2 separate regions of the Homo sapiens genome follow, and region 1 is linked to region 2. The links are chromatin loops, found by intact Hi-C in ENCODE. Cell type or tissue: IMR-90. All regions are shown on one strand. Each heading gives the region's core, and the rest is flanking DNA. Links, peaks and the distances in the headings are about the cores only. Region 1 overlaps DENND2A (DENN domain containing 2A). Region 2 holds the start of DENND2A (DENN domain containing 2A).

The links. A loop is a pair of places that touch in the nucleus more often than their neighbours do. Peaks named below come from ENCODE experiments on the same cell type or tissue, not always from the same donor. Only the 100,000 strongest peaks of a DNase experiment are listed, where the experiment ranks them.
Region 1: a loop joins it to region 2, with 7 times the contacts of the local background. A loop is called at or near these places in 4 of 110 quality-filtered maps.

Annotation. Positions count from the first base shown.
Region 1 is chr7:140,563,353-140,573,311 of GRCh38, reverse strand. It overlaps DENND2A (DENN domain containing 2A), which reads left to right. Exons shown (of 20, transcript NM_015689.5): 7 at 3,574-3,667; 8 at 4,499-4,549; 9 at 6,039-6,226. Among named protein-coding and RNA genes, the nearest start is that of DENND2A, 72 kb to the left of the region's middle. RefSeq lists enhancers at 2,909-3,409, 3,410-3,910. In IMR-90, for the core only: no CTCF peak of the experiment used is centred there; DNase peaks (open chromatin) are centred at 5,571, 5,911 and 6,921; H3K27ac peaks cover 1,585 bases.
Region 2 is chr7:140,633,080-140,643,038 of GRCh38, reverse strand. DENND2A (DENN domain containing 2A) reads left to right here and starts at 2,226. Exons shown (of 20, transcript NM_015689.5): 1 at 2,226-2,535. LOC105375535 (a long non-coding RNA gene) reads right to left here and starts at 2,130. Exons shown (of 6, transcript XR_928047.3): 1 at 1,765-2,130. RefSeq lists a silencer at 2,036-2,330 and enhancers at 6,230-6,836, 6,837-7,444, 7,445-8,052, 9,358-9,858. In IMR-90, for the core only: a CTCF peak has its summit at 4,461 (motif pointing right); DNase peaks (open chromatin) are centred at 3,518 and 4,578; H3K4me3 peaks cover 1,760 bases; H3K27ac peaks cover 2,826 bases.

The DNA.
Region 1 (9,959 bases), core at 2,707-7,706, 70 kb after region 2:
TGCTCAATTTCAGTGCTGCAGTTCTGGTCTCTCTTCATTGACCAATTTGGTACTGTAGGGTAGGCAGAATTTCTCCTCTACCCTCTTAGGGTCTCCAGCTGAGCCTTAGATTTAAACTGACGTAAAACAGATTAACAGGAGAAATGCATACTCATTTTATTTACAAGTACGTGGGAGCCCTCAAAAGAAAAATGTAAGACCCAAAGAAGTGACTGGGCCTATGTGCTTATATACTAGGCTGAAGAAAGAGCGGCAATTGTGGAAAAGTAACCAGGAAGATAGGGGTTAAACAAGGTTTGTTTGATTAGATTTCTCTTGGCCTCAACTCCCCATCGCTGCTGATAATGTTTCTTCCCTCCTGTTATAAGGAGGGCCTCTTTTACATGGAGTTTCATCTCCTGTTTTAAGAAGAAAAGGGAAGGTCAGAGCGCCCTTTGTGCACCTGCTGTTTTTAGAGTGTCTTTAGTTAAAAACAACTAATATGCCAAAGTGGCATATTTTGGGGAGTTACATCCTGAACTCCTTCAAGATCAACTTCTTTTTTTTTTTTTTTTTTTTTTGACAGAGTTTCACTCTGTTGCCCAAGCTGGAGTACAGTGGTGTGATCTCGGCTTACTGCAACTTCCGCCTCCTGGGTTCAAGCGATTCTCCTGCCTCAGCCTCCCGAGTAGCTGGGACTACAGTCACCACACCCAGCTAATTTTTGTATTATTAGTAGAGACGGGGTTTCACCATATTGACCAGGCTGGTCTCGAACTGCTGACCGCGTGATCCGCCTGCCTCAGCCTCCCAAAGTGCTGGGATTACAGGCATGAGCCACCGTGCCCAGCCAGGAACTTGGAGAGCAGGGATTCTTAATTTCAGAGTTCATGGATGGGCTTTAGGGGGTCATGAAACCCATAAAAATGTAAAACTTTATGCAGATAAGTTTCGGTGTGGGACACTGTCTGTAGCTTTCAAGGGACTTCTCTGAGTGACCCATTGACCTGAAAGAAAGTCCAGGGAGGCTGGGCACAGTGGCTCACACCTGTAATCCCAGCACTTTGGGAGGCCAAGATAGGAGGATCACTTTAGCCCAGGAGTTCAAGACCAGCCTGGGCAACATGGTGGAACCCCATCTCTACAAAAAAAATTTAAAATTAGCCAGGCATGGTGGTGTGCACTTGTAGTCCCAGCTACATGTGAGGCTGAGGTGAGAGAGAATCACTTGAGCCCAGGAGTTAGAGGCTGCAGTGAGCTATGATCATGCCACTGCACTCCAGCCTAAGTGACAGAGCGAGATGCTGCCTCTAAAAATAAAAGAGAGACAGAGAGAGAGAGAGAGAGAGAGATGGTTCTGCTGAAGTCCACTTAGGGAATGCACCTTTAAGTAGTGGTGCCTACTGAGTGACTCACCTTGGCAGCACTAGGAGAGGTTATGAAAGGACTTGGCAAGTCTGAGGACAGCTAAGAACTGTCATCCTAGAACCTAGAAAGTTAGACTGTTGGAAATATCTCAGGTAAGTGGAATCACACAGAATCGTCCTTTGTGAATGACATTTCACTTTGCTTAGTGTCTTCAAGGTTTAAGCATGTGTCAGCATTTTCTTCTTTTTTAAGACTAAATGGTATTCCATCGTATGTATATACCACATTTTGTAAATCCATCTATCCGTCCATGGACACTTGGCTGTTAGAAAGTTGGAGTGTTTCAACAGAAGTGACTGTTGAAACACTCCAACCCCTTCATTTTCCCGATGAGGACATTTGACCCCATAGAAGCCAACTAAATGGCCCAGAGACACCCAACCAGCTAGAAGCAAAGAGGGCCAGACAATGTTTAAATATTGAAAATAAGAATTGAAATATTCAAGCCAACACGGTGGCTCATGCCTGTAATCCCAGCACTTTGGGAGGCTGAGGTGGGCAGATCACTTCAGGTCAGAAGTTCGAGACCAGCCTGGCCAACATGTTGAAACCCCCGTCTCTACTAAAAATACAAAAAAATTAGCTGGGCATGGTGGCACACACCTGTAATCCCAGCTACTTGGGAGGCTGAGGCATGAGAATCACTTGAAACCGGGAGTCGGAGGTTGTGGTGAGCCAAGATCACGCCACTGCACTCCAGCCTGGTGACAGAGCAAGACTCTGTCTCAAAATAAATAGATAAATAAAATATTTATAGAACATGGAAATTGATTACCATCCTATATTTTTGTTTACTGACCTATACAGATAAAAGTGTTATATAACATTTAACATATAGCTGTGAGATAATAAGATTAATTTTGTAAGCACACAGAACAACTAATTTTAGAGTTCCTCCACGTGTGGGATTCTGAATCACATATGCCATGAGCGTGTACTCTTTGATAGCAAGCCCTGGGGGACCCAGCAAAGCAAAATACATAAATTCGCACTCACCAGCTTCTCACGCAAGAAGAGGGAAAACAAATACATAGGAAACACCAAACTTTTTTGGTCTGAAATATGAAAAACATTTTCCATGGAAGCAGGTCTCCTTTCAAATGCATCAGACAACTAGGCTGGCCTGGGAGGTGGGGAGGGGCAGGGCACAGGGCGTCTGGCAGTGGTGATGGGGGAGACCACATAGGCTGAGTGGCCTGCTTGGAGGCTTGGGATGTGTCCCACACCAGGGTATCCATGTGCACTTGCACACTGCATGTGTGTGTTCTGTGAACACATGGAGGGTACATGACATCTGGGGAGCGTGTCCCTCTGCAGATGGGGCTGCACGCTCGGGTGCATGGCACCACTCCCCGTAGTCCCAAGCTAGGGCTCGGGAGCAGTTCTAATCCCGGTTCTCACCCCACTCAGGGCTGCTCTGACATTCTTTGGAATAGTTCCCATGAAGGGAGCCCTGCCTGGGAACTTTTTTTTTCTGTCTCTTCCTTTTCTTGTTTTGTTTTGGGAGGAAAAGCTCCTTCCCAAGCCGCAGTGACATCGAGGCCTCAGAGGGAAAGCAGCCATCGCATCATGAGCAATGGGCTGTCTCCCCATGGGTCTCTGCTGCTCGTGAGCAGATCCAGACAACAGACGCCCATAGGGCAGTGGAGCTGGCAGCCTCCTTTAGTGTCCTTGACAGTCACGTTCCTGTGTGGTAGAAAAAAATGACTGGGCTGGGTGCGGTGGCTCGCGCCTGTAATCCCAGCATTTTGGGAGGCCAAGGTGGGTGGATCACCTGAGGTCAGGAGTTCGAGACCAGCCTGGCCAATGTGGTGAAACCCCGTCTCTACTAAAAATACAAAAATTAGCTGGGCATAATGGTGGGTACCTGTAATCCCAGCTACTCAGGAGGCTGAAGCAGGAGAATCTCTTGAACCCAGAAGTTAGAGGCTGCAGTGAGCTGAGATTGCGCCATTGCACCCCAGTCTGGTCGACAAGAGCGAAACTCTGCCTCAAAAAAATAAAAAAAAAAAATGATTGAAAGACACCCATGAGCCCATGGGAAGTTTCTCCCACTCCCCCTGGCCCTGGCCCTCCATCGTCCTAGGAGAGGGGCAGTGAGGGAAGCCCAGCTGCCACAGAGAGTGGGCTGCTAACACTGGCTGTTCTTCTCCTGGTGTCTGGCAGCTGGTGTTGCGAATCAACGCCATTTATGAGGTCCGGAGAGGAAAGAAACGGGTGAAGAGGCTGTCCCAGTCAATGGAGAGCAACTCAGGAAAAGGTAGAACCCCCACCACCAGCCCTCCTCCCGCAAGAATCGGAAAAGAGATTCTTTCCAGAAGTGGCTTCCTGTTTTTTCTGGTTGGCTCACCAAGGAGGAGAACAAGCTGATGCTTTGTAAATGTCCCGCACTGTCTTTGGGACAGTGGTGGGGCTGGGAGCTCAGCCGGGGCAGCATGTCCCCTGCCTCCCCATCCTTGTCCTGGTCCACCACCAAGTCAGCCCAGTACTGCAGGCCCTGGCCTGACTGTGGGAGCAGCCTTCCTTGCTTAGCCTGCACAAAAGGGGCCAGGACCTTCTGTTGTATTATCTGATATAGGTACCATCTAGTACCATCTGAACTAGAGCCAAATTAATTTGGCAGTACATCGAGTTGGACGAGACGTGGTTTGTGCAATACATTGAAAGAGACAACAAGAGGCGGGGCGCGGTGGCTCACGCCTGTAATCCCAGCACTTTGGGAGGCTGAGACAGGCGGATCTACCTGAGGTCAGAAGTTTTATACCAGCCTGGCCAACATGGCAAAACCTTGTCTCTACTAAAAAATAGAAAAATTAGCCAGGCATGGTGGCATACACCTGTAGTCCCAGCTACTCAGGAGGCTAAGGCAGGAGAATCACTGGAACCTGGAAGGCAGAGGTTGCAGTGAGCCGAGATTGCGCCACTGCACTCCAGCCTGGGTGACAGAGCAAGACTCCATCTCAAAAAAAAAAAGAGGCAACTCAACATCCCCTCTGAATTAGAACATTTGATCTGTGCTACCACATAGAAAGAGTTTCCTACATGAGAAGAACTCACATTTGCAATTTTCTTCCTTGTTCTTTTCTTCTAGTGACAGATGAGAACAGTGAGTCTGACAGTGACACAGAGGAGAAGCTGAAAGGTGAGGAGAGCCACTACTGTGCAGGACTCAGGCAGGTGACTTGGAAGCTGCAAAGGTGGCCCCTCCTCCTTAGTATGAGGGACAGAAGCGTCCTGCCGGAGCTTGCTTGGCAAGGCGTGGACATCTCGGGAGACAGTGGGGCCACAGGGTGCTCCAGAGCCGGTCCGTCATGGGCATGATCAAAATGGCACTACAGTTGCTGAGAGCCAGGGTGGCTGCAGTAACGGCAGCGACCCCTGCTCCCATGCCTCTCCCTATGTCCTGAGGGTTTTCCACACTTCAAGGCTTGACACTGCAGCCCTAAGCCTCCAGAGACCTGGAGCTTCTGCCCACTTCTGCTCAAATTACTGTGTGATCTGGAGGAAATCACTTAAGATCCAGGGCCTCTAGTTCATCTGTCTGATGAAGTTGTTGAAATAATTGGTCCCTATGGGTCTAAAATTAAATAGTCTAGGCCAAGGCTTTAGTGAGTTTTCTGCAATTTTTCAGACCCCAGGGAGAAGCCAAAGAAAGCAAGTCCAGGGGCCGGGCTTGGTGGCTCACGCCTGTAATCCCAGCACTTTAGGAGGCCGAGGCGGGTGGATCACAAGGTCGGGAGTTCAAGACCAGCCTGGCCAACATAGTGAAACCTCGTCTCTACTAAAAATATGAAAAATTAGCCAGGTGTGGTGGCAGGCGCCTGTAATCCCAGATACTCAGGAGGCTGAGGGAGGAGTATCACTTGAACCCGGGAGGCGGAGGTTGCAGTGAGCTGAGATTGCGCCATTGCACTCCAGCCTGGGCAACAGAGTGAGACTCTATCTCAAAAAAAAGAAAGCAAGTCCAGATTGCTGAACGAGGTGACAGGGACCTGTCCACTCAGTGACCCTGCTGCATTCACCTCTGACACCCAGCTGCTCCCGGACTCACCTCTAGAATGAAGCAAGGCCATTTCATTGCAGAGTTAGTGGCAGGAGGGGAGGTGGACAGGAGTTCCTGAGTTAGTGGGATCTCTGCCAGTTGAGTCACAAGGGATGTTTACAAAGCTCCCAGCTCCAAAAGCCCTATAGTCTGGATTCTGTCACATCACACCAACCAAAAGACGAGGGAAATGGGTGAGGGGAGGAGTCACTGTCCCCATCTCATCAGACAGATGAAGGCAAGGACATCTTCAGCCTCTGCCCAGAGTCCAGACAGCAAAACCATGGCAGAGCAGAGCCAGGCTCCTGCACCCTGATTGGTTTGGTAGCCAACTGAATGTTGGTTCTCCCAGAACTTTGGCAGAGATCCCAAATAAAGAGTTTCCTACTAATTTGTTAGACACAGAAACACTTTGGGGATTAGAAAAAAGTACTTGAGCTGATAATTACATAACCTATTGCAGCTCGGCACAATTCCACATGGACTCATGGTCATTTCAGGCTCTTTGCTCACTCTGTCTCTCTCTCTCTCTCTCTCTCTCTCTCTCTCTCTCTCTCTTTCTCTCTTTCTCTCTCCCTCCCTCACCCAGCTCACAGCCAGCGCCTGGTCAACGTGAAGTCCCGGCTGAAGCAGGCGCCTCGGTACCCATCACTTGCCCGGGAACTCATCGAGTACCAGGAGAGGCAGCTCTTCGAGTACTTTGTGGTTGTGTCTTTGCACAAGAAGCAGGCCGGGGCTGCCTACGTGCCAGAACTCACCCAACAGTTCCCTCTGAAGGTAACAGGGTGGCCAGGTCCCTGTGGCCTGCCAGGGTTCTAACCATCACCTTGTTGGGACTCATGAATTGAGGGAGGTGTGGGAGTCTGAGGAACACCTAGCATCTAGAATCTTGAAAATGGGTCCTAATTAGGGTATATCAGATGAAAAAAAAATGCTGCTGCTAGAGAATTTGGGAGGTCCCAGAAAGGAGAGATTCAGGGACTTAAAAAGTTTGGCCAGACAAATACAAAAATTAGCCATGCATGGTGGCGCACACCTGCAGTCCCAGCTACTCAGGCTGAGACAGGAGAATCGCTTGAACCCAGGAGATGGAGGTTGCAGTGAGCCAAGATCACGCCACTGCACTCCGGCCTGGGCGACAGAGCAAAACTCCGTCTCAAAAAAAAAAAAAAAAAAAATAGTATGGCCAGAAATGCTTTCTCACTTGCTGTGGTCCCTGTGCTGACCGTGCCATCCTCTTTGCCCTTTCCTTCCATCTCCTTATCCAGCCAGCCACATCTCTTCCTAACCTAGCCTAGAAGTCTCTTTCCCCTGAAGCCCCAAGTCTCCCTAAGCAGCATCATACTTGTGTCTATGCTGAACTTCTGCTTTGCTTGTGTGCTGTGCATCTTTGTGTATGTCCCTTCCTTTTGTTACAGGCAGGGGATCTCAATCCAGACCTCTAGAGAGGGTTCTTGGATCTCACACAAGAAAGAATTCAGGGCGAGTCAGCAGGGTAAAATGAAAGCAAATTTATTAAGAATGTAAAGGAGGCCAGGCGCGGTGACTCACACCTGTAATCCCAGTACTTTGGGAGGCCGAAGTGGGCGGATCACTTGAGGTCAGGAGTTTGAGACCAGCCTGGCCAACATGGCAAAACCCACTCTCTACTAAAAATACAAAAATTAGCTGGGCGTGGTGGCAGGCGCCTATAATCCCAGCTACTCAGGAGGCTGAGGCTGTAGAATCGCTTGAACTCAGGAGGCAGAGCTTGCAGTGAGCAGAGATTGCAAAAAGTAAAGGAATGAAAGAATGGCTACTCCATAGACAGAACAGCCCTGAGGGCTGCTGGTTGCCCATTTTTGTGGTTATTTCTTGATTATATGCTAAACAAGGGGTGGATTATTCATGCCTCCCCTTTTTAGATCATATGGGATAATTTCCTAATGTTGCCATGGCGTCTGTAAACTGTCATGATGCTGGTGGGAGTGTAGCAGTGAGGACTACCAGAGGTCACTCTCATCACCATCTTGGTTTTGGTGGGTTTTGGCCGGCTTCTTTACTGCAACCTGTTTTATCAGCAAGGTCTTTATGACGTGTATTTTGTGCCGACCTCCTGTCTCTGCTTTAACCATCTGGGAATGCAGCCCAGTAGGTTTCAGCCTCATTTTACCCAGCCCCTACTCAGGATGGACTCGCTGTGGTTCACACACCTGGGACACTTTTATGTCATGGACCATGGCCGTATGAATTCAGCTTTACCATATGTTAAATCATGGCACCTAAAATAAAATAAATAAAATGGCACTTAATATAGCCTGAAGCAACATGGCAATAATTTATAAATTATTCTTAGGCTTTGACATCAGTATTAAAGAGGTTCCACCATATTCTAATTCAGTTCAACCAGAATTTACTAAGAATATATTGCATTCAAGCAATTTTCTGCTTGGCCCTAGGGGATTACAGTGATAAACAAAATGTGTCTCCTGTCCTCAAGGAATTTAAACTCTCCCAGGAGGACATAAAATAACCATCTCCCCCCACCCCCAGAAAAGCATGCAAAGATTCACCAGGTAGAATCTGATGGTCTCTGGACAGACTCATGCCTCAGGGAGGGCAGAAGGGAGGGAGCTTCTGTCCTTGCCCACTCAGGGACTCCCTTTGCCATCACCACCCAGGCATAACCCCAGCATCTACCAAGGCCCAGATCCTGCTGTCCCCAGGCCTCCCCTCCTTTTGTAGGCCAGCCTTCCTTCCATCCTGCCCACTGTGCTCTAACACCACAATCAAGTCCTATTTTTGGAGTTTAGGATAGCAATTATGTAGATTGAAGTAAACCATAGGCACCGGCCTTCCAAAGGTGACACTCACCTTCCTCTAGCTATCACACCTCTAAGGAATGAGCTCCTGACACCCCACTACTACAGGTATGCCCAGATTTTTTTTTGCCGGGGGCTGCCCATGGGTAAGAGAGGCCACTGGGTATGCTCACACTGACTCACAACAGAGATCACTGAGGCGTGAAGGGCTGTCCTGCTATCCTGTTCATTGCCTTGGGGCCTAGCACAATGCTGTTCACGTGGCAATGCTTAATCAGTGTTGTAGGAATCAAGGAAGCATTAATTCATGAGTTAGTTAATTAATGACTCACCATAATGATCAAATGATTATTGTTTCCAGCCTGGAGTCACCCACATTAAATTTTTTTTCTAGAGTAAAGTTGCACATTCACTGTTTAAAAGGAAACTGATCCAGAAATGTATTAGGAAAGAAATCACTAGTAATCCCACCACACAGAGACCGTCACTGTTAACATTTTCTTTTTCTTCCAGTCTTTTCTAATGGTGTAATGTTCTTACAAAACTGGAATTATACACTGCAGAATTTTTGTATCGTGCTGCGTGTACTCTTTTGTAAACCTCTCATTATTTATAAGCATATTTAATAAAAATTCTAAAACATCATTTTTCAAGTTATACAATGTTCCAATATGTGAGTATTCCCTAGTCTATTTTTCTATGTAACCAGTCCCCTTCTGTTAGAAATGTATCTGGCTACCAGTGTTTCTGTGTGTGTGTGTGTATTTTTTTTTTTTTTTTTGACACAGTCTCACTCTATTGCCTGAGCTAGAGTGCAGTGGTGCAATCTTGGCTCACTGAAGCCTCCACCTCCCGGGTACAAGCAGTTGTCCTGCATCAGCCTCCCGAGTAGCTGGGATTACAGGCATGCACCACCATGCCCAACTAATTTTTGTATTTTTAGTAGAGATGGGGTTTCACCATAATGGTCAGACTGGTCTCAAACTCTTGACCTCAAATGATCCGCCCACTTCAGCCTCCCAAAGTCCTGTGATTACAGGCATGAGCCACTATGCCCTGCCTGTGTGTGTATTTTTGAGACAGGATCTCTGTCTTGCTGTTGTCATCCAGGATGGCATGGAGTGGCACGATCACAGCTCACTGCAGCCTCAACCTCCTGGGCTCAAGTGAGCCTTCCCGCCTCATCTTCCCAAGTAACTGGGACTACAGGCGCATGCAACCATGCCCAGCTTATTTATTTATTTATTTTTCGTAGAGACGAGGTCTTCCTCTGTTGCCCAGGCTGGCCTCGAATTCCTGAGCTCAAGCGATCTCCCTACCTCGGCCTTCCAAAGTGCTGGGATCCACTGTGCCTGGCTTTTTTTTTTTTTTTTTTTTTTTTTTTTAATGCAATGGTGATCATCCTTGTACAGGCATTTTTACATGTCAGGCATTTTATCTCCTTGTCTTTGCTCCCTTGCTCCCTCTGTAGAAAGGCCCTTTTCCTCCTTCTCTCTCTTCTCTTTTTAAACTTTTTTTGTGGGTTTTATCCCTCACTTCTGTCAAGTCACCTGAATCAAGGCACAGCCCCTATTTGCATGCTAATGTTCCATTAAAATGTTTCCTATCCCATATTTATCTTTGACAGTTCAGGGAGACTGGGCTGTTTTCCAGCCATCTGTGATTAGTTGTATTTGTGGGAAATTTCCGTGTGCAGCTTCCTGTAACTG
Region 2 (9,959 bases), core at 2,249-7,248:
GAGCACTTTGGGAGGCCAAGGCGGGTGGATCATGAGGTCAGGAGTTTTTAAGACTAGCCTGGCCAAGATGGTGAAACCCTGTCACTACTAAAAATACAAAAAAATTAGCCGAGCGTGGCGCGGTGGCAGGCGCCTGTAATCCCAGCTACTCAGGAGGCTTAGGCAAAAGAATCGCTTGAACCCAGGAGGCAAAGGTTGCAAGCCAAGATTGCACCAGTTTGCTTTCTTATATGTTGTAGCAGCCCTGGGAATAATTAACCCTCAAGAAGCCAAGTCTTGGCCAGGCGTGGTGGCTCACATCTATAATCCCAACACTTTGGGAGGCCAAGTCAGGAGGATCACTTGAGGCCAGGAGTTCAAGATTAGCCTGGGCAACATAGCAAGACCTACAAAAAATAAAAAAGCCGACCATGATAGCATACATCTGTAGTCCTAGCTAATTGGGAGGCTGAGGTGGGGAAATTGCTTGAGCCCAGGAGTTCGAGGCTGAAGTGAGCTATGATAGCAACACTGCACTCCACCGCGGGTGAGAGACTGAGACTGCCTCAATCAATCAATCAATAAAAAAGAAGCCAAGCCTGGGAGGCTGAGGCAGGTGAATGGCGTGAACCCAGGAGGCGGAGCTTGCAGTGAGCCGAAATCGCTCCACTGCACTCCAGCCTGGGCGACAGAGCGAGACTCCGTCTCAAAAAAAAAAAAAAAAAAAAGCCAAGCCTCTGATCTTTATTTAGAAAGTGAAAAACTTACTGAATAATGCTTCAACAAACAAAACAATAATTTAAATGCTTACACTTTAAAAAAAAAGCTTGCACTTTGCAAATGTGGGCTCTAAAAGTTGACTATGCTTAGTTAAAATGGGTATGTCATGAGGAGTTTAAGGAACTTAAGCCCTAGAAAAGCTTCAAAGAGTTCCCAGAAAGCATAAAACCCTCAGCTGAGAAGAAAACAGAGATTTTTTTCCTGTGACTTTGAACAAGTCCCTCAAATCTCAAGCTCCCAGTCTATAGGCACTGCCTGGGCAGTATTACGTCATTACACCCATCTTTTATTTTTCACTGTCTCCCTCCTGCCTTTCTCTCGCGCGCACACTCCTTCTGTGGATTTGTGAGGCTAAGCCTCTCTTCTCTCTTCCCCCTTGCTTGAACTTTAGGCCTCTTTGCTGTCCCGCAGGACCATGGCTCCCAGCCCTTCTGAGCTAAAGATGAGGATGACCTTCCTCTGGTGTGGAGATGGACCTGAAGCCTGCTCCCACCGCGCGCAAATCACCCCGCCAGACCCCCCTCACTCTCATCAGGGCATTCCTCTGCTCAAAAACTTTCCGTCCCCCGCTTGAAATCTGGCTAAGCCTACCCATCAGACCTGATTCACCACTTGGTCCTCACTCGGCTGTTTCTGAAATGCCTAGCCTCTGCTTCCGGCCTCCACTGGTGCTGTTCCCTTCACTCAGAACCCTTTCCTTTCACCCACTTTCCTCCACCTATGCAAATGCTATTCAATGTTCCCGGCCCGGTCAAAGCTCCAGGGAACTTCCTCGAAGGCCCCAGCCTGTATTCCAGACCCGCCTTCCCCGCAGCCCACGGCATTTCCCTGCGGACTTCTGCTGTGCAGCCTGTGTTCCTTGACGGTGTCCTGCGTGAGTGGGGGCAGCGGGTCTATGAAGTCACTTCTCCTCTTGGAAGCTTTTCCTGACCACCTCCCTTCCCGCCCGGTCTGGGAGCCCTTCTGCAGCGCGCTCGGCCCTGGGCCCTCCCCGGCCCCCATCACCTGCATCGCCGGTCTCATGACTGTCATTACCCCGGCCCGACGGCAAGCTGCCTGGGGCAAGGGTGGTGCCTGACTCACTGCCCGAGGTGCCCCCGGCCCCGGCCCGGTGCCGAGAGTGTGTTAACTGCCTAGAGTAAGCGGGGCCGGGCACGCGGCCGCCGTTCCCCAGGCTTGGACGTCCAGGTCTAAGCCTCAGGCCGGAAGCACCTCGCGAATCCGCCCGGGCCTGGGTGGAATGGAGCCCGCGCGCGGCGGGCGTCCTCCCAGGAAGGGTTAAGCCACCTCTCCCCCACCCCGAGAGGCGAGGGGGCGAGTCCGGCAGAAGGTCCTGTTTACCGCAGCTCCGCGCGGGGCCGGGCCCTGGGAGAGGGGTTGCCGTGGCAACCGGCCGGGCGCCCGCCAGCTGCGGATTAGCTCACTGGGCCGGGCGGGATGGGTCGGGAGGAGGGGGCGCGCGTCGCGCAGATCGTCGCGGAGCCACGGCAGGAGGAGGCAGGGGCCGCGGGCGAGCCTGCGCTGGGCCGGCCGAGGGAAGCGCGCCGCTGGGGCCGGGGGCGGCGGGGACCCCACGGGAGCGCGCGCGGCGGGGACCCCCAGGGGCTTGCGGGCGGCCGGGGGAGGCTCGGCGGACAAAGGGGCGGAGGGCGGAGGGCCATGGCGTCCCCGGCACCCGCCGCCGCCCGCCCCCGAGCCGCGCCGCCAGCCGTCCCGGCCCGCCCCGGAGCCCCCAAGATGCGCCCCAGAGCCCGCGGAGCCGCCGCCCGCGGGGAGGTAGGGCCGGGCCGGGCCAGGGGGTGCAGGGTCGAGCTGGGGAGGGAAAGGGGACGGAGGAGGGGACGCGCGGGGGAGGGAGGAAACGGCTCGCGCGGCCTGAGCCCTGACGGGGGAAGCGGCTCTGCAGACGGGAGTCTGAGTTCCCGCCTGGTCCCGGGACTGTGCAGAGCGCGATCCAGGCGTTCCTCCCGGGCTCGGGCTGACTCCCAGGACTGAGCCCGGACGCCGCCGTCTCGCGCCTCGGGGACCTGCAGAAAGCCGGTAGACCCCCGCCCTGCGCCGTGCTGGGTCCCTCGGGGCGCGAGTGTGAGTGTGTGTGTGTCCGCGCGCGCGCGTGTGTGTGTGTGCGCGCTTGTGTGTCTGTGTGTGAGTGTGTCTGTGCGAGTGTGTGTGAGTGTGTGCGTGCGCGTGCAAGCGCGGGGCATCGAGGCGGCTGAGCAGCCGGGCCCCCCTCACAGCGGTCAGCATTTGCAGTCTTGGGAAAGCAAGAAGGTAAAGATGATTGAATGGTCTTACTTCTTCCACTTTGTCCCCAAGGGTGGAGTTGGGAGCAGATGGAGCCCAGGGGAAGTCTGGACACAATCGTATTAGGAGGGTCACAGAGAGCTGGGTGAGACCACGGAGTAGAGCCAGACCTCAGCCGTGGAATCTTGTCATGGGGGGCCTGGGACAGGAAGCAGGAAACTGGTCAGGGCTCTCCAGGGGCGTAAATTGGGCAAGGGAAGTGCAGTGACCCTGCCTTAACCAGCTGGTGCTGACTTCCAGCTGCTGTTCAGATGCGATTCAGGAATGTGACTTCCCCAAGGTTCCAAATGACATCGGACAGTAATGGGCTGGGGGTAACAGAGTTGTAATAGGCGTGCTACAGTAATCTTGTTAGTAAACTCTTAAACCCTCTGTGGTTACCACATAAAAGAAGAGAAAGAAATCCCTTCTCCTTACATCATCAAATATCAGATACCAAAAGAGTGGAGTAGAAAGTCTGGGTGGGCAGCGTGGGACGGAGCAGAACTCCGAGAGGAAGTATGTGTGAGTGTGCGAGTGTGTGTGTGTGTGTGTGTCAGAGACGGTTTCTGAGGCCTGGTAATGAAAAGGCTGGCGGGAGGCTGGCCTCCAGTCCTTTCGTTTGTTTTTTATTTTTATTTTTTTGAGACAGAGTCTTGCTCTGTCACCCTGGCTGGAGTGCGGTAGTGCAATCTCGACCCACTGCAACCTCAGCCCCCGGAGTTCAAGCAATTCTCCTGTCTCAGCTTCCCGAGTAGCTGGGATTACAGGCGCCCACCACCACACCCAGCTAATTTTTGTATTTTTAGTAGAGACGGGGTTTCACCATGTTGGCCAGGCTGGTCTTGAACTGCTGACCCCAGGTGATCTGCCCGCCTCGGCCTCGCAAAGTGCTGGGATTACAGGCTTGAGCCACTGTGCCTGGCCTCCAGTCCTTTCATTCTGGAAGATTAATAAAATCCTGTGTCATGTATTCTATTCATACCCTTACACAGCTCTGTGTGCTAGGCATGCGTGCTAGACATCAGTGGCACAGCGAGGAATGAGACGTCCCCCTTCCTTCCAGGAACACCATCCTAGCTGGGTAGTCAAACAAAAAAGTAAAACCAGTCCTGCCCAGCCTGGCTGTGAGGGCTGCATGGCATAGAACTAGGGCAGCCCAGAGAGGAGCCGGTGCAGGGAATCCCCACAGATTAGGTGATGCTTGGGCTAAGCCCTGAAAACCGCCTCACCAAGGAAACAGCAGGGAAGGTTGTTTCAGGCTGAAAGAACAGAATGTGCAAAGTCACCAAGAGAGTCTAGGAGAGGCCAGTGAGGGGAATTCAGTGTGGCTGCGGGTTGCAGTATGTGAGTGCATGCCGGGGAGAGGTGAGGCGGGAGCTGTCAGGGCAGAGGCACAGGGAAGGAAGGATCTGCCAGAAGGAGGCAGGAGTATGCACTGAAGCAGGAGTGATGCGCTCCTTCTAGTTGTTGGGTGGGGAGGCCTGGAGGAGGAGGAGGAGACCAAGGCTTTTTGCAACACCCAGGCCAGAATTACTGAGGAGCAGGAGAAACTGAAAGGATGCCAGGATCAAGAGGCAGGACCTGGTGACTGGTTTGGGCACAGATTATGATAACTTAGACTAAAAGCAAGTATGTACACAAATGCTCAGGAGAAAACAAAGCAAAGCAAAAGGAATGTGGACCTTCTGAGTGGCCTGCATTTAGCAGATTACAACACTTGGATAACGCATTTGGCTGTAAGTTTTCTGGCAGCTTAGGGACAAACAAAAATACACTGGGTTGCATAGTTTGGGATTTTGGACAACAGAAAGCCTACAAATTAATTCTCAGAACAAAATTTTTCCTGGAATTGAACTCAGCTGGGAATTTATCATGTGGAACTTTATGTAAAGACTGAAGAGTGACATAGAAAAAAAAAATCTTCGTTGCTGGTGTTACAAAAGATGGAAAGATAAAACTCCCCGTTACTGCCTTCCTCTACCATCCTGTTATGTCTAGGGGAGTGAACTGCACTTCTGTGAGGACTGGGTGTCATCTCAGAGTATGGGGCCAGGGAAATCCTATACAAAGGAGACAATGGTACCTTAAGTGCAGGAAGAGCTGACACCCATCTCTGTGAATGTAGAGAGCAAGGCGTCCGGGGTGCTCAACCATAAAGGGAAGGAGGCTTATCATAGTATAGCCCAGAGAGGGGTGGGCTGAGACTGTGGTCTGAGAAGGGGACAGGTAGGGCATAGCACGTTGGAAGGGCCAGCATCCAGGAATCCTGACCCCCGGGGAAGCAGGCAGGGAGTTCACACAGCATTATAGGATTCCATTCATATGGGCAAGTCCACTTCCCAGGGCGGTCCTGGTCATTCTGCCTCCAGACTGGATGTAGAGCCTGCCTCTAAAGGGGTAGGAAAAGGGTGGGACTCAGCAGACCAGAGATCCTCTTCAGGAGACCAGAGAGGCCCAGGAGGGTGGAAATCTTGTTTGCTACAACACAAGGAAGTTGCAGAGGAACCAGGAGTAGGAGCTGAGAACTGGGAGGTCCTGCAGACTCAGGCACAGATCTCCTGGCCAGGCTCTTCCCTTTGGTTTCTGCAGAAGGCAGAGAACCTGCAGAATCTATGTCCATACATTGCTAATGTGCCCTTTAAACTTTAAACTATTTCTTGCCAACTATAGCTGTCGTAAATTGACATTCAGTAGGAGTGGGATTCTACCCCTCCAATCAGATTTCTTAACATTTTTAATCTTGGGGTGTGCATTAGAATATACATTTAAATGCTGGGGAGGAGAGTTTGAGACTAGCCTGGGCAACATGGCGAGACCCCATCTCTATAAAAAGTAAAAGAAATTGGCCAGGCACAGTGGCCTACGCCTGTAATCCCAACGCTTTGGGAGGCCGAGGCAGGCAGATCACTTGAGATCAGGAGTTTGAGACCAGCCTGGCCAACCCTGTCTCTACTAAAAATACAAAAATTAGCCAGGCGTGGTGGCGCATGCCTGTAGTCCCAACTACTTGGGAGGCTGAGGCAGGAGAATCACTTGAACCCAGGAGGCGGAGGTTGCATGAGCCAAGATTGCATCACTACATTCCAGCCTGGGCGACAGAGCAAGACTCCATCTCAAAAATAAATAAATAAAAGAAATTAACCACACACAGTGACACACACCTGTAGTCCCAGCTACTCGGGAGACTGAAGTGGGAGGATCACTTGAGCCTAGGGAGGTTGAGGCTGCAGGGAGCTATGATTGTGCCACTTCACTCCAGCTTAGGCGACAGTGAGGCCCTGTGTCCAAAAAAAAAAAAAAAAAAAAAAAGGCTGGGGAGGGAGATTCAAAACAACTGATACTTAGGGCTCACTGCCTGGCATCAGTATTTTTTTGAGATCCCCAGATGATTTTAAGGTACAGCTGAGGTTGAGAGTGGCTGCTCTAGCAGTCACGTATAGAGAGCCCATCACAGGGCGGGACGGAAACTCAGATTCCAAAAGATCCCAGGTGGGACACATGGGATGCCTCGCAGGTCCTCAGAAGTGGACAAGGCTGGCCCTGCTTGTTCCTGGCGTTCCGCACAGTCTCCTGGACTCCTGTATCGCTGCTTCTCCCCCGAGGTCTTTACCAGCCCTCCTCTGTTCCTTCTGGCAGTCACCTTGCTGAAGACTGGGGGTTAGGAGTTGCTTCCCTGGAGCTGCCCTGGATTGCTCTTTCTTGGAGAGATTTTAGTGAAACTGGTTTTCCATGGGTTCATTGTGCAGCGCCTTTCGGGCTGTGACCCCTCACTGCCCTCACCACTGCCTCTCTGCCCACACGCATTGTTGCTTGTTACCCCAGGAGCCTGGCCCTGAACACTGGCTATCAGCCTCATGTGTCCAAGCATAGACCCTTCTTCTGCCACCTGAATCAGACAGCCTCCACTTGTACCCCAGACTCTCTTGAAATTCCCTGTGCTGGTTACTCAGGGAAGAGTGCCAGGCCCCGCTGGCCCCTTTAATGATAGGAGGCAAACACTGCCTGGAACTAGGGCAAGTGATGAGCTAAGTTCTCTACTTTTCATATGCAAAAGACAGCGACATGCTGGGAAGCCAGAGTCAGACTCTTCTTTACCCTGGCCTTAAAATCAATGTCTGACGTGGGCAACAGTTTACTCCGTCAGCCCTCAGTTTGCCTAGAAGTTAAGTTCTTTGCCAGCTGGGCCTAGAATTGCGACTCTACCTTCAGCTTCTCTTTGGCACGTTTGTCCCTGGCTTGCAGTTCAGAGGGGCTAAAGAACAGATAAGCCTGAGACCCACTCTTCCAACTGGCTGAACTATGGGAAACCAAGTGATCGTTTTTTCCCCTGGCCTTGGGGAAGGAAGGGGTGGGTCACCCTTGCAGCAAGCTTAGGGAAGAGGTTAGCTTCCCTCAGTGGTAGGGAACCAGGAGGTCATAGGCATCCCTTCAGAAGGAAATGAAAGCAGGGATCATTGGCTGGAGAGTGGGGCCAGTACAGGGAGCCGCAACCTTGGCTGTGACCCCTCCTCCCGGGATCCCCAGGCCTTCCGTACACTGCGGATCTTATCTGAAGGGCTTATCAGACCACTTCAAGCAGAATGCCAAATGCATTTCCTTTTGTTGTTTTGTCTTCTAAAAAAGTACACTTAAAAATTGTAGGTTTACTTATAAACTTTATATGTAATCTATGAAAGTTATATTTGTCATAAAACATTTACTTATTTATTTATTTTTATTATTATTTATTTTTAGACAGCGTCTTGCTCTTTTGCCCAGGCTGGAGTGCAGTGGTGTAATGATGGCTCACTGCAGCTTCTACCTCCTGGGCTCAAGGGATCCTGCTGCCTCAGCCTCTTGAGTAGCGGGGACTATAGGTGCGCACCACCACACCTAGCTAATTTTTGTATTTTTGGTAGAGACAGAGTTTCCCCATGTTGCCCAGGCTGGTCTCAAACTCCTGGACTCAAGCAATCCACCTGCCTCGGCCTTGCAAAGTGCTGGGACTACAGGCATGAGCCACTGCACTTGGCCAAAATTTTTTTTTTTTTTTGAGACGGAGTCTTGCTCTGTCACACAGGCTGGAGTTCAGTGCCGTGATCTTGGCTCACTGAAACCTCCACCTCCTGGGTTCAAGCAATTCTCCTGCCTCAGCTTCCCAAGTAGCTGCACTGGAGTGCAGTGGTGCGATCTCAGCTCACAGCAACCTCTGCCTCTCAGCTTCAAGCAATTCTCCTGCCTCAGCCTCCCAAGTAGCTGGGACTACAGGCGCCCACCACCTCACCTGGCTAGTTTTTGTATTTTTTAGTAGAGAGGGGGTTTCACCATGTTGGCCAGGCTGGTTTGGAACTCCTGACCTCAAGTGATCCGCTGGCCTTGGCCTCCCAAAGTGCTGGAATTACAGGCATGAGCCACCACGCCTGGCCAAAAATTTTAAATTTCTAATTTTAATACGTTTTCTTTTAAAAGTTAACAAAACTCAAAATATAATACATTGCCTCTATGCATGTGCCACAGTATGAATTTTAATGTTCATATTAAATAGAAATTCATAAAATATTCGGGGCAAAACCAGTGTGGGTACAATTGGGTTAAGGAACAGAGAGGTACTATATCTTATTATTGTTTTAAAAGGGAGTATTAGAATCTCATTTTCAAAATAACCATCACTTGGCACAAATAGATTCATTAAGTATGTGGCTTTGAAATGTATTTTAGGCCGGGCGCGGTGGCTCACGCCTGTAATCCCAGCACTTCGGGAGGCCAAGGCAGGCGGATCACGAGGTCAGGAGATCAAGACGGTCCTGGCTAACACGGTGAAACCCCGTCTCTACTAAAAATACAAAAAATTAGCCGGGCGTGGTGGCGGGCACCTGTAGTCCCAACTACCCGGGAGGCTGAGGCAGGACAATGGTGTGAACCCGGTAGGTGGAGGTTGCAGTGAGCCGAGGTCGCGCCACTGCACTCCATCCTGGGTGACAGAGCGAGACTCTGTCTCGGAAAAAAAAAAAAAAAGAAATCTATTTTAATCTCGCAATTCCATTTTTAGGAATTTATCTTAGAAAAATATTAGAACAAGTGTTGGAGAGTATTTGTGGCAGCATTGTTGGTAGTAGCCGAGGTTGGAGGCTGAAGTGGGAGGATCACTTGAGCCTGGTGGGCAGAGATTGCAGTGAGTCGAGATCACACCACTGCACTCCAGCCTGGGCAACAGAGGTCTCAAAAAAATCTTTATAGATTGTCTTCCGTGTTGTCCCAAGTTCGTCTCTTGCTGTTGGTTTCGTGTTTCCATAACCTTGATGGCACATCACCATGATTCCACATGTTGTGTAGGCTGAAACCTAGGATGGGTGGACCGAGTGACACAAAAGAGCCAACCTAGCAAAGCAATTTCAAGGGCCTCTCTCTCTCCCTCACACTTCCCCACTTCTCAGCAGAGAAGATGCAATAATGGTCAAATTTGATTCAGCACTAAATTCTCTGCAAGTTTATGGTAGGTAAAATATAGGGTAACCATATACACAAAGTAGGACTGTAGAGAAAGTAAAAAGAGAGCATTAGGCCAGGCGCGGTGGCTCACACCTGTAATTCTAGCACTTTGGGCGGCCAAGGCGGGTAGATCACTTGAGGTCGGGAGTTTGAGACCAGCCTGGCCAAACCCCATCTCTATAAAAATACAAACATTAGGGCCAGGCACGGTGGCTCACGCCTGTAATCCCAGCACTTTGGGAAGCTGAGGCGGGTGGATCACGAGGTCAGGAGATGGAGACCATCCTGGCTAACATGGTGAAACCCCATCTCTACTAAAAATACAAAAAATTAGTCGGGCATGGTGGCAGGTGCCTATAGTCCCAGCTACTCAGGAGGCTGAGACAGGAGAATGGTGTGAACGCGGGAGGCGGAGCTTGCAGTGAGCCGAGATTGCGCCACTGCAC